2 separate regions of the Homo sapiens genome follow, and region 2 is linked to region 1. Evidence: chromatin loops called from intact Hi-C (ENCODE). Cell type or tissue: mammary epithelial cell. All regions are shown on one strand. Links, peaks and the distances in the headings refer to the core of each region. The heading gives the core; the rest is flanking DNA.

Region 1 (10,155 bases), core at 3,519-7,518:
AAAAATTAGCTGGGCGTGGTGGTGGGCGCCTGTAGTCCCAGACACTCGGGAGGCTGAGGCAAGAGAATGGTGTGAACCCAGGAGGCAGAGCTTGTAGTGAGCTGAGATCGCACCACTGCACTCCAGCCTGGGCGACAGAGCAAGACTCCATCTCAAAAAAAAAAAAGTGAAGGAGCATGTCCCAGAAGCTCCCCAACTCGGCACAATTTGAACTTTTTGAAGCCAACTCGTGTTTTCTCTTAAAAATACATTCAAATTTGTATTTGCCATATTCTTTTGCCTTAATGTGACAATCAATTTTAATTTCTTTATACTTAAAGTTCACCTCCCCTCCCACAGTTAAAAAAAATTGTGTAAAGTGAAAGCTGCAGGAAGATGTGTTGTTGCTACCCTGTGACATCCCCCGCTCATGCCTGCCCTCCACTGCCTCAGTTGAAAACTGCAATCCTAGGCCAACTCCTACCTTCCAGAAGGTGAGGCCAAGGGTCTCCTGCTCTCTTGCTACCCTAGCCCTGGGCCGTCTTGGTGAGGGAGGGAGGAAAGGGAGAAGCTGCTGGCACATTTGGGGGCTGGGTCTCTCAGTGTCTACCTGAGTGCCTCGGTGCCTACTGTTGTTTCCTGAGTAATAGCATACCTTTGACATACTCTGCCCAAGTAGGGAGGCCTGGCCAGGGGCGAGAACTCTGTCCTGCCAGGCTCTTCCGTCAGAGATGGAAGGAAGGATCTGGCTTGGTCTCCAGGGGTACCAGTGGGTCTGCCAAGCTGACACCAGGCTGTGCCCTCCATCCCACTCCTTTCCTGGGAGAGCTGAGAGAGTATGAAGCCTTCCCGTACATGTCATCCTCTCTACCTTGAGCATATTTGTGCTCATCTCCTGATGGATGTAGACAAAGAAGGACCACTGTGGCGTGTTGGAGTCAGGCGCACTAGGTGGTGGGTGGTGGAACTCTATGGTAAGCTGTACATCTCCGGTCGGAAGCAGACCAGCTGGCCTGGGGAAAAGGCAGCATGGAAATGTGTGCAGGTAGACTCACCTCCACGGAGGGCTTGACATTCCTAAACTTGTTTTCAGGGGCCAGGTGGTCAACTCTCTCCATCTCTGCAGCCATGAGTTTACTGACCTTGGCCATTGGACCCTACTGATCCTGGTGCAGCTTGCAGCTGTGGGGGCAAAGGCTAATTAGGTAGAACAGATGTGTCGAAGGTCACCTGTTCTCATGTGTTTCCTGGACTGATCATTATGATTTAAGGCCCTCCCAAATTTTCTTCTGTTTGAAAGAAGGTCTGATAACCCGGGAATTTCAGAATTAAGAATGGACATGACAAAGGAATATAGATTCCTAAAGGGCATGTATGTCTGCCAGGGCCCTTTCAGTTTCATAAAAGCAAGGAGACTTGCAGGGCGGGAGATCAGAACTCTCCCTTGAAGATGAAGCGCACAGTCTTACTTCCTGCACTCAGAGGCAGTTAAACATCCGGAGGGCAAGTGGACCGAGGGAATGACAGACTCCAGAAAGCAGCCCTGACCAAGTGGGAGAGGCCCTCCAGGGCAGCGACTCTCAGCATGAGGGCATGGATTCTCACACCCGCCAGCACTGGGGCAAATGCTTGGCGTCTTTGGTGGAGGCAAGCATTTCATAATCCTCCTTGTTTGATTTTTATTTCATTTCTTTTGAGATTGACATTAAAGAGTAGCTGTGTGACTTTTGATACATGCACAGTTGTACAATTGCATCTGAACCTTTTTGTGTGATGTCCCTCCCTCCCCCACCTTCCTCCCTAGTGCCTAAAGGTAGAAGGACAGAGGTGGAGCTATCCCAAGTAAAGCCGGTTCTCAGGCTCTGTGCAGTCCCTTCAGGGGACCTGTGATAAAGTGGAGTCGGCACAAATCAAGGCTTGTACATGTAAGATTTTATCTTGACCTCAAACTGGGCTGTGGACCTGAGGCAGTGCTGGGAGGCTCTGTAGCAGAAAAGAGTCCTTAGACCTGGCTTTCAGCCAGGGCTCCAGCAGCTTTGCAGAACATGGTTTTGAACATAGCCTTTCACTGCTGTGAGCCTCAGTTTCCCTCTGTAAAATAAAGATAATCATATCTCCATCATACAACTGTTGTGTGGCTAAATGAGATGTGAGCGATGTAACTGGTGATGTCCTATACAAATACTGATGGTGCTGGAGGTAAGACATTTATTGTCATTCAATAAACGTCTCTCTCCCACACAGAAATGGAAGGAGCTGTTTTTATAGGGACTCTTGCCTCTTCCTCACTACTCTCTCATCCTCTTTCCTGTAAGCCTTTATCTCAGTTCTGTTCCTTGGGAGATAGCGTTCATTTTTTTCTTCTCCTCTTTGCCTTTTATTCCCCCATGCTTCACCAAAACAGAAGGAAATTGTCTGTTTTCTGTTGCTGTGATTGAATACCTGAGACTGGGTAATCTATTAAGGAAACCATTGTTTCTTCCAGTTTTGGAGGCAGGAAGTCCAAGGCCAAGGGGTCATAGCTGGTGAGGGCCTTTTTGCTGGTGGGGACTCTGCAGAGTTTTGAGGCGGTGCAGGGCATCACATTGCAAGGAGGCTCACGAGAGACAGCCAGACTGACTTTTAAAACAGACTCCCTCTTGTGATAACAAACCTCCTCCCGAGATAACTCATTAATCCATGAATGGATTAATCCATTTGTGAGAGCAGAGCCCTCATGATCCAATCACCTCCCAAAGATCCCACCTCTCAACACTGCTGCATTTGAGGACCAAGTTTCCAACACATAAAGTTTGGGGGACACATTCAAACCACAGTGGAAACCAACATGTGAAATGGAAAAGTGTTGACAGAAGTAAGTAAATGTGGGAGCCAGGTTAGCATCTGACCACAGACAACACCAGCCAGGCCTGCACGGACAGAGGTGGCCCTGGAATATCACCAAATCCAATCCCCTCACTCTAAGAGTCTTCTTTTCACACAGTTTGTTCAGTGTTCTTGAAGACTCTAAGCTGTTTGGCTGGGGCTGGCTGCAGCTTTACTTAATGGTGACCCAGGACCATGATCCAAGTGTTTTTCTCTGATTCTGGGGGAAGATTTGTGTTCTTTGTGAGTCCTGAGAAGATCTTGGATTGGGTCATCAGCATCCAGTATTCCTTTTAAATCCCTGGTGTGTGGAGCAGCCCATGAGAAAGAGGGAAGAAAATAGGGCTTCTTAAACTTGAGCTGCTTGGGAAGACACCTTGCTGGGCTCCTTCCCAGAAATGCTGATTCAGCAGGTCTGGGTGTGACCTAAAAGTCTGCATTTCTCACATGCTCCTGGGGGATACTGATCCTGCTGGCCTGGGACCAGACATCATTGGAGAATCCAAGGCTACAAGGCAGAGGTTGGCAAATTACAGTCCAGCAGCCAAGTCCAGCCAGAACACAGTTGCTCCCATTCATTTACATATTGTTTATGGCTGCTTTCATGCTACAGTGGCAGAACTGAGTAGTTGTGGCAGAGATCATGTGGCCCACAAAGCCAAAAATATTTACTATTTGGCCTTTTTTTTTTTTTTTTTTTTTAAATTGAGATGGAGTCTCACTCTGTCGCCAGGCTGGAATGCAGTGGTGCAATCTTGGCTCACTGCAACCTCCGCCTCCCAGGTTCAAATAATTCTCCTGCCTTAGCCTCCTGAGTAGCTAGGACTACAGGTGTGTGCCACCACGCCCAGCTAATTTTTGTATTTTTAGCAGAGACGGGGTTTCACCATGTTGGTTGGGATGGTCTCGATCTCTTGACCTTGTGATCTGCCCGCCTCGGCCTCCTAAAGTGCTGGGATTACAGGTGTAAGCCACCGTGCCCGGCCTGGCCTTTTACAGTAAAAGCATGCCAACCTCTGCTCTTGAGGTTCCTCAGCACCCTTAGCCCAGTAGTTCTAATTACAGGCATGGGACACCTCCCATTCCTTTCTTTCACTGACTGAGTACCCTAGGGCCACTACTGTTAAGAAACCAACTCTGCTAAGCATTAAATCATGTTCTCTGGAAGAAAAAACATGAGACTGATATCACTGCTTTTACCTCTATCTTTGCCGATCACAAAACACCTTAAGACCCTGCAGCAACCTAGGTGGTGCTGTACCCATCTTGTGAAGGTACAAACCAAGGCTCAGGAAAATAGTTATGTCTGTGGTCACACAGCAAATTAGTGACAAACCCAGGTCTCCCAGGCTTTGCACCTAACACACTACCTATTGTATATAAGGCAAAATTGGATGGTACTTTGTATATTGGTCATCTAATTCTGTGTAACAAATTACCCCTAAATGTAATAGCCTAAAGCAGCAGAAGACATTTGTTATCACTCACGGTGTCTGTACATAAGGAATTCAGGATCAACGTGGCTGAGCAGTTCTGGCTCAGGTGTTTTCCTAAGGTTCCATCAGATGTCTGCCAGAGCTGCAGTCACTTAAAGTTTAACTGGGGCTGAAGAATCCACTTCCAAGGATTCAGCTTGGAGAATCAGCTTCACTCACGTGGCTGGCAAGTTGGTGCTGGCTATTGGTGGGAAACTTCATTTCTGTTCCATGTTGACCTCCCTGCAAGGCTGCTTGAGTGTCCTCACAATATGGATGCTATCTCCTTTTTATGACACAGCCTCCCAAGTCACATAGCATAATTTCTGCCACATTCTGTTCATCAAAAGCAAGTCAGTAAGTCCAGCTTACCTTCAAGAAGAGCATCAAAGAATTTGTGGGCATATCTTAAAGCCAGCCCAGTAGGTCAATTTCCATTCCATTGCCTGCTGGGAAAATCAGGGTCCTGTGGTGTTGTCACAGTGCCGGTCTTTAGTTGATCGTAGAACGTGAGACTAAAGTCCTAAGCAAGAATAAGGTAATTCACAAATTACTAGCAACATCTAGGCCTCAAGTTTTGTTCTGTTCTGGAATAGAGTACCCAAAGGAATCTTACACAGTTGGACTTCAGAAAAGGTCAGAGAGGACCGGAAGGAGATGCCCATCTTCATGCTGTGTTTGAAAACAGAAAGACGACCACATGGTTTGAAATCCTCCCAGGCAATCCAGACATGCTTCTGCTAAGGGCCAGCTCTCCATTCCCAATTAAAAACTATCTTTCTAGCCCAGAGGCCAAGTGCCTTGTTGGAGAAAGCAGCAAGGCCTGAAGCCCTTCGGTTGTGCTTGTTGATGCTCCACACAGTTCCCCTATAAAGTATTAAACATACTTCAGTAAGAACTCTGCAGGGGTAGGCCGGGCGCGGTGGCTCATGCCTGTAATCCCAGCACTTTGGGAGGCCGAGGCGGGCGGATCATGAGGTCAGGAGATCAAGACCATCCTGGCTAACACAGAGAAACCCCATCTCTACTAAAAATACAAAAAATTAGCCAGGTGATGTGGCTGGCGCCTGTAGTCCCAGCTACTCGGGAGGCTGAGGCAGGAGAATGGCGTGAACCCGGGAGGCAGAGCTTGCAGTCAGCCAAGATCGCACCACTGCACTCCAGCCTGGGCGACAGAGTGAGACTCCATCTCAAAAAATAAATAAATAAATAAAAAGAACTTTGCAGGGGTAGAAGGAGGAGGCTGTGAATTTGTGGATTAAATTTGCCCTTCCAAGTCTTTGTATTAATTCATCCTTATCTCAGCCAGCTGATTGCATTTCTTGTCAGATCTGTTTCCAGGCAACGTCTGGTACTAATGGGTGAGAGTCCAGTTTATTCTTCCATGCCCTGCCACCTCTGTGCAAGGCGTTGTAAGTGTAGGAACTCATCCAGACAGTAAACTCTGATCTCTCGCCATTCAACAGGGTCCGGTTGTATCACCTTAGTCTTCATAAGCAGTGTTTGGATACCCTCTAGTGGATAAGTGAAGATGGTCGCCATGCTTGCTAAACAGAAGGGCTCCGAACCTGGGATGAGAGTGGAGGTGACTGGCTTGAAGAGCCCCTGTGACTCTGGAAAGCAAATGTAGGGAGAGGTCAGCTTGAGGATAATGTAACTCCTTGATGCTCCAGGAAAGAGGTATACTCTTCCGTTGTATAATCTTCTCTGGCTTGATATATTTAATAACCTGATTTGGAAAACAGGTAACAAAAACATCAGTACACATATATGTGCATGTGTGTATATTTCCTAGTGCAGAGAGTGTGTGTGGTTGTAAACAGGAATTGGCAAACTTTTTCTATAAAGGGCCAGATAGTAAATATTTCAGGCTATGTAGCCAGGAGGCCACATATTCTGTTGTAGTGTGAAAACAGCCATAGATAATACATTCATGAATAAGCATGGCTGTGTTCATTGACTATACAAAACAGACAGTGAGCCGCATGTGGCCCTGGGCCAAAGTTTGCCAACCCCTGGTGAAAAAGAAAGAACTGAATTGTGTTTGTCTCTTGCACTAGATGGCGAATTCCTCCTGTGCAGGGACCCAAGCCTCATTCACCTTTGTACCCTGGGCACTCAGTATTGTGCCTACCATGTGGCAGGTGCCCATAGCCTATTTACTGACTCAATATGGCTCCTGTGTCAAACTCTGTAATATATCACCTTTCTTGCAAGATTTCTTGGAATTCATTGAATTAAGAGCAGCATGCTCTCTAACTTAGATGTTTAAGCCATCAGAGCAAATAGGATTAGTTGCCATCCTGTTTTCCATGTACTTGTCCTTCACCAAGATGCCATGTGAAAGACCAGCACTTCAAAAGGCCTTGTCGTGATCAGCCCTGTTCAGCCTGAAGATGGCACTACCTAGTGGCCCAACAGTGGTGGGCAGCTGCCGGGCATCTTGTTTTGCAGACGTGACAGTGGATTTGCATAGAGGCTTCTGTTGCCTTTACTAGAATCTCCATATGCCCAGAACCTTGCACGTGAGAAGGGACTGGCTGGTGGCATTCCAGGTAATGTCCTATCCCTAAGAACACGGCAGGAGCCAGCTTCTCTGTCTCAAACACCAGCCTATTCCTCTAAGGCAGGCTTATGGTCTGCCAAACTGCTCTTTTTTTTAAGGTATTAATCACAATAGCAACTATCCTTTGTAGAGTATATTGTCTTATGTGGATTTTAGAAAATATGTATTATCTCTATTTATTGATGAAGAAACTGAGGCACAGAAGAGTTAAATTACTTACGGCATGATGTTGATGTGTAGTACAGTTTAAAAACTTGAGGCCAGGTGTGGTGGCTCACACCTGTAATCCCAGCACTTTGGGAGGCCGAGGCAGGTGGATCACCTGAGGTCAGGAGTTCAAGACCAGCCTGGCCAACATGGCGAAACCCCCTCTCTAATAAAAATTTAAAAATCAGCCAGGTGTGGTGTCATGTGCTTTTGATCCCAGCTACTCTGGAGGCTGAAGCAGAAGAATCACTTGAACCCAGGGGTCGGAGGTTGCAGTGAGCCAAGGTTGCCGCTGCACTCTAGCCTGGGCGACAGAGCAAGACTCTGTCTCAAAAAAAATAAATAAACTTGGACTAAGTTTTTTAACTCACTGTGCCTTGGTTTTCCTATCTATAAAATCATCATGATAAAACCTATTTTAAGGCTGGGCATGGTGGCTCACGCCTGTAATCCCAGCACTTTGGGAGGCTGAGGTGGGCGGATCACCTGAGGTCAGGAGTTTGAGACCAGCCTGGCCAACATGGGGAAACCCCGTCTCTACTAAAAACATAAAAATTAGCTGGGCGTGGTGGCATGCGCTTGTAATCCCAGCTACTCAGGAGGCTGAGGCAGGAGAATCGCTTGAACCCAGGAGGCGGAGGTTGCAGTGAGCCAAGATCGCACCACTGCAGTCCAGCGTAGGCAACAGAATGAGACTCCATCTCAAAAAAACCCAAAAAACAAAAACCTATTTTAGGGGGCTAGCTGTGTGGGTCAAATGAGGTAAGGTACAAGAAGTGTTTCCTTATTCCATAGTAGATATTATACTGTTACCAGGGGCTTGGGTACATAGGTCCTCGATAAATATTGGTTGAATAGATGAAAGCAATTTGCCTAGTCACACAGGTGGTAAGAATTCAAAGCCCAGCTCTTCCTACCAGGCCAGATGGCCTTGATTATACCATTTAACCAAACAGGAACAGGGGCATGCTAACCATGGTATTGAGGTGGACCGTGTGGCATTCAGGTGTCCACACAGGGCAGGGAAGACAGAGCTTCAGGGTTACACATTCACAGTTCACTTAGCCTGACATCGTGTTGGCATTATTACTCATGAGAGAGCTCTCAAGCTCAGTCCATACATGCAGGGAGCTGGAAGTAGACTTCTTGGCTCCACACAAGTGTAAAAAGCTTCAGTTACAGAGAAAAGTAGGTTTTTTACCTGAGAAAGAGGAGAGCTGTTTCTCCTAAGAGCCATTGTAAACCCTGGCAATAATATTAGCATAGTAGTAATAATTGACACAGCACCTCGCAAGCACTCTTGTGCATACATTGATTAACTCATTTTGTCCTCCCACACCCTAGGAGGGAAGCCTCTGTATCCCCATTTTACAGTTGAGGAAACTGAAGCTCAGGTTAGTAACTTGCCCAAGGGCTAATGGAATTCAGGTAGACTGACTCCACAGTAAGGATTTTCCCCACTAAGCAAACTCTGCCTCTCAGTCTGCTATTACCATGTGCGGTAGTGTCACCTCAGCGAGAGAGGAAGGAGAAGGAAGGAACAGGGAATCAAACAATGAAGACTATGGGATAAATAAAAGTAGCACCAGATTGGAAGATGCCGCTGAACGCTAGTTCTGCTTTGACCCCTGACTAGCTCCATGACCCTAGGCTGGTTGCTTCTGAATGTGTCCTGGACTTCTCTTCATTTGTAAGCATCTCTTCATCTGTGAAATGAGTTAATCAATCCAACACTAACATTCTCTGGCCTTCAAACCACTATGGGATAAGTCTTGCCTTTAAGAAAAGGTGCCATCCTTGGAGACTGCTGTCTGATGCCAGGCCTCCTTTGCAAGTGGATTTCCACCTGCAAAGTCTTCATGTGTCAAGTCAAGACCTGCAAAGACCCATGTCACCAGCTGGGGTGTCTGTCTCAGAGATTTGGCATTCCTCCCACCACCCAAATTTTGCCTGGCTAACTCTCATTCACCTATTTGTCTCTCACTTCCTCTGACCTTCCAGACTTGGTTGTGTCCTTGTGCTTTGCATTCTTGTATCACCATAGTTTCTTTTCATAGGATTTATTACAGCTTATAATTAAATGTCAACTGGGGGCAGAGACCATGTCTTTTTTTCCCCATCGTTGCACTGCCATTGAGACCTCAGGTGGTTTGTTTTTGTTTTTGTTTTTGAGACGGAATCTCACCAATCTTGTCACCCAGGCTGGAGTGCAATGGCGTGATCTCAAGTCACTGCAACCCCAGCTTCCCAGGTTCAAGTGATTCTCCTGCCTCAGCCTCTCAGGAAGCTGGGATTACAAGCATGTGCCACCACGCCTGGCTAATTTTTTGTATTTTTAGTAGAGACAGGGTTTCACCACGTTGGCCAGGCTGGTCTCAAACTCCTGACCTCGAGTGATCTGCCCTTCGCAGCCTCCCAAAGTGCTGGGATTACAGGCGTGAGCCACCTCGCCTGGCCAAGACCTGAGGTTTTTGAATGAATGAATGTTGCCACATATGTGCCATATTAAATGTACACCAGAAGTAGAACAGCAAGATATGGCGATATTGGTTAGTTCTCTTCTGGCAGGCCACATAATAGCAAATCTGCAGTCACTATTTCCAATGCCACTTCATTGCAAGGAATTAGTATGATAAATGATTTAAAATCTAATGAGGTATTTCAGAGGTATGCTGAGATCTCACCAGAACAATGCAAATCCCCTGAGCTAAGCCAGCTGGGAACAGCTGGTGCTTTACTTCTAGGTTAGCCTAGTTAATTGTCAAAAGTTACCTGTTTTCAAGGCTAGAGTACATTTTCAATAATGGTGCTCCTGCCAGTCAAGACTAAAGTCAAAAATAAATCAGCCAACTTATGTCCTATAGCAATGTAGCATTTCCTGCCCCACCAATAGTGCCTAGAAAACCTGTGTCACAATAATACTCAGTAGGTATTTGAATAAATGACACTTTTTAACACTGCCATCAGGTAATTCCTCTGAGCAGCAGAATTGCTGTCACAAAGCTCATAGACACCACAGGGAGTCCTCAGGGACAAACTTATTGTCTTTCTGGATGATTTTAA
Region 2 (4,000 bases), core at 1-4,000, 730 kb before region 1:
AGGCTTTCAGTGAATAGAAACAGTCTTCATGTTCTACAGGCCAACCATTATCTAGAAGAATAGACCTGAGTGAGATTTCCTTTAAAGGTCTATTCTTCTCATTGAGAAATGTGTGTTTCATAGTCCAGAAGAATTAACTCCTGCATAGAAGTAGTTATGGATTCTTCATGGTATCAGTTAAATGAATTTAGGAGCCTACTACAGTAGTAGTCGACAATAAGAAAAGGATGTGTTGGCCAGGTGCAGTGGCTCACGCCTGTAATCCCAGCACTTTGGGAGGCTGAGTTGGGTGGATCACGAGGTCAAGAGATCGAGACCATCCTGGCCAACATGGTGAAACCCCATCTCTACTAAAAATACAAAAATTAGCTGGGCTTGGTGGCATGCACCTGTAGTCCCAGCTACTCAGGAGGCCGAGGCAGGAGAGTTGCTTGAACCTGGGAGGCGGAGGTCGCAGTGAGCCGAGATCATGCCACTGCACTCCAGCCTGGCGACAGAAAAAGACTCTGTCTCAAGAAAAGAAAGAAAAGGATGTGTTAAGAAGAACCAAAACGTTTTTAGTGGCAACATGACTTGTGGTAACAGGATTTGTGATTTCCTGTAGTTTAAATCTTTTTTTATTTTTTGTTTGTTTTACTCTCTTCTTTATGAGTGAATTAAATTTGCTGGTATTTGTCTTTTACTACTTCTTGATATGTTAGGTATAGTCACTACTTAGCTCTAGAAGCTACTGAGGATCATTACCTAACACCTCTTAAGTTACATAAAAATTATATATTCCATGAGTTTTTCATAGTCTCCAAACACACCACACATACAGTACCTTTGTAATTTCACTATATTTTAATATTATTTCATTAAACATTGCCAGAATTAAATGAATTGTTCCCACAGGGTAGAACTTAAACCAAGATGTACTTTGTTTAGATTTGTTTTTTCATTTTAGTTATCAGTACCAGATACACTTGCTGAGTTTGTTTTTTTGTTTTTTTGTTTTGTTTTGTTTTGTTTTGAGACAGAATCTCACTCTGTCACTCAGGCTGGAGTGCAGTGGTGCCATCTCGGTTCACTGCAACCTCTGCCTCCTGGGTTCAAGCAATTCTCCTGCCTCAGCCTCCTGAGTGGCTGGGACTACAGGCATGTGCCACCACACCTGGCTAATTTTTGTATTTTTAGTGGAGATGGGGTTTCACCGTGTTGGGCAGGCTGGTCTTTAACTCCCAAAGTTCTGGGATTACAGGCGTGAACCACCACACCCGGCCACACTTGCTGTTTTAAAAATGTTGTGATTAAGTATCTCTACTGAAGTGTTTTGAACACGTAAGTAATTTCTTGCTGCTTTTACAAGTCTGGAGTTTGTAAAATATAAGTTTCAGTGATTCATTCTCAACATAGTTTATAATGAGCATTGTCCTTGGAAAAGAGAAATGATTTTTATCATTATGTATGCCTGTTAAGTTAATCATATATTTCTCTGCTGGTCAAGAAGAATCAGTGTTTTGTGTTTTTTTGTTGTTTTATTCTTTAATCCATGTTTCTTACTATTCTTTATCCTGCATATCTACCAGGGTTCACAGTAACCAGAAGTGATTACAAAGAAATAAAATATCTTTAGTATTCAAAGCCTTCATAAGCCTTTAATCATATTTGTTTATAATAAAGCAAAATTGGTTGGATTTTAAAGTATCTACCCGTTGTGTGTGTTTTGGCTAATACTATTTTGGTTGAGAGAGAGCAAAGCAATTCAAAAATGCTAATGTGATTTAACATGGGTTAAAGTTAATGGGAATATAGTATTTGCATAACCTTTTCTAACTTTATTTACATAAAAAGAAGTATAACAATAACTTAAAAGTGTAAAGAGCACTGTCAATGTAAGCTGCAATGCCTTATCAGAGAGAAGGTACTTAAAGATTGCTTTGGGGAACAGCAAACTTCTTCAATACTTAAAATTTCATTTGAATTTGAGTCAGACTTTTCAGTGCCTTTTCTTTTCTAGAATAATTCACTTGAGCACATTAAGTCAAGGACTATGGTATATTTCTTCTCTATATCTGTCTCGTCCCACCCTTGGATATAAAATATTTCCAAGAATGTAGACATCTTTAGGTTCTGTTGAGATTATTACTTATCTGTCCCAGATGAGAGATTTTCTTTGGTTAAGAATAAACAGAATAATAATATATGTGTGTGTATATGTATATACATATCTTTCTAATGGTAATTTTTTGTGGAATTTTTCTCACACATTGGAATTATCATCTCCAGTAATGAATGCCAGTAACTGTGCATCCACAGGATGGCAGTGTGGTAACATTTTCATGATGTAATAAATGATTTACAACACTATTGGTATCATGTATTTCCTTAGAGCTCACCACTTTGATGGAATGCTTTATTCTTCTAACTTAAAGGGTAAGAAAAGTAGGTTTACATGGATGGATAGAAAATTGTAATAGATGGGTATAGTAGTTTAGTTAGGGTTCTTAAAGAGTTCATTGGAAGGAGAATTGGTAGAGAATGATGGCTATGGGTTTGTCTTGTTGAGGTCTTCTGAAAACACTAGAGAACAGTACCAGACATTAATTACCTCTTCGAAGTCCATGTCAAGAAAAGAAGAGATCTTAAGTTTTATAGAGCCTTTCCCCCACCAAATGTCACATGACCTTTCTTCCTAATATTATGGTTATTTGTTTACATCTCTGATTTTTAGCAATTTATCTGACTCTTAGAGGGTAGGATTGATCTTAATGGGATTTTCTGTTTTTAGAATATATTGACCATACTCAAGTTAATGTTTAAATGCATAAATTGAAGAGGTAATTTCTAAACATATATTAGATGCTGTAGTACAAAGTCTGGCAAAAAGCGTATGTTTTCATTTTGCAGTGGAGATTGTGTTTCTTTATTTATTTTGAGATGGAGTTTCGCTTTTGTTGCCCAGGCTGGAGTGCAGTGCGATTTCAGCTCACTGCAACCTCTGCCTCCCCAGTTCAAACGATTCTCCTGCCTCAGCCTCCCAAGTAGCTGGGATTACAGGCACGCGCCACCACACCCAGCTAATTTTTGTAATTTTAGTAGAGACGGGGTTTCTCCATGTTGGTCAGGCTGGTCTCAAATTCCCAACCTCAAGTGATGCATCCGCCTCAGCCTCCTAAAGTGCTAGGATTACAGGTGTGAGCCATCATGCCTGGCCAAGATTGTGTTTATTTTTAAGAATTGAGTTACTTCACCATTTTTTTTACTCAGATGTATCTAATTTCTTATTTTCTATGTCTTAAAATGTAGATTTGTAAATGAGATTTAAATTGAGATATAGCAATATATGTGTAATTTTACAAATTCAAGCAGAGCAGTCAGTATTAAGCAAGGTATTTGTTGTATTTGACATATTATCTGGCAAGCAATCTTCAACTTTATTTAATGGAAGTACAAGTTGAGTACTCCTAATTTGAAAATTCAAAACTTTCTGAGCACCAATATGATTCTCAAAGGAAATATTCACTGGAGCGTTTCCTGTTTTGCATTACCAGTTTGGGTATGCTCAGCTATTAAGTATAATGCAAATATTCCAAAAATCCAAAAAACTTCTAGTCCCAAGCATTTTAGATAAGGGATATTCAAATTGTGTCTATCCGTGCACTGAAGAGTGTTATGACATAAAACACATACCTCCAATATGTAAACATCTCAGGTTCAGTGATCCAAAAAATGTGAAAAATAGGTACTTGGGTCCAGTTCTCTTAAAAGTAAATGCTTATGTTTGGATTGTTGTAGATACCACGTTTATCAGATTTGTACCATTGGTGCTGGTAAGTGGGTATGAATGAGACTAATTGGGATAGAGGAAGTTTCAAGGTAAAATACTGTTGAAAACTTGTCTGTTTCTATTAGTTTATCTTTAGCATTAACCTATGTTTACCAAATAATACAAATTAAAGTCCCACCTGGGCTTTTTCATTTCCTATTTTCTTTTTCTTGAACTCTCCATCACTCTTAT

Evidence for each region. A loop is a pair of places that touch in the nucleus more often than their neighbours do. Peaks named below come from ENCODE experiments on the same cell type or tissue, not always from the same donor. Only the 100,000 strongest peaks of a DNase experiment are listed, where the experiment ranks them.
Region 2: it touches region 1 in a loop (4-fold over the local background); 2 of 110 quality-filtered maps call a loop at or near these places.

Annotation. Positions count from the first base shown.
Region 1 is chr3:32,334,452-32,344,606 of GRCh38, forward strand. All of the region lies in intron 1 of CMTM8 (CKLF like MARVEL transmembrane domain containing 8), which reads left to right. Among named protein-coding and RNA genes, the nearest start is that of CMTM7, 52 kb to the right of the region's middle. In mammary epithelial cell, for the core only: CTCF peaks have their summits at 5,846 (motif pointing left) and 6,725 (motif pointing right); no DNase peak of the experiment used is centred there.
Region 2 is chr3:31,608,601-31,612,600 of GRCh38, forward strand. All of the region lies in intron 5 of STT3B (STT3 oligosaccharyltransferase complex catalytic subunit B), which reads left to right. Among named protein-coding and RNA genes, the nearest start is that of STT3B, 78 kb to the left of the region's middle. In mammary epithelial cell, for the core only: a CTCF peak has its summit at 2,298 (motif pointing right); no DNase peak of the experiment used is centred there.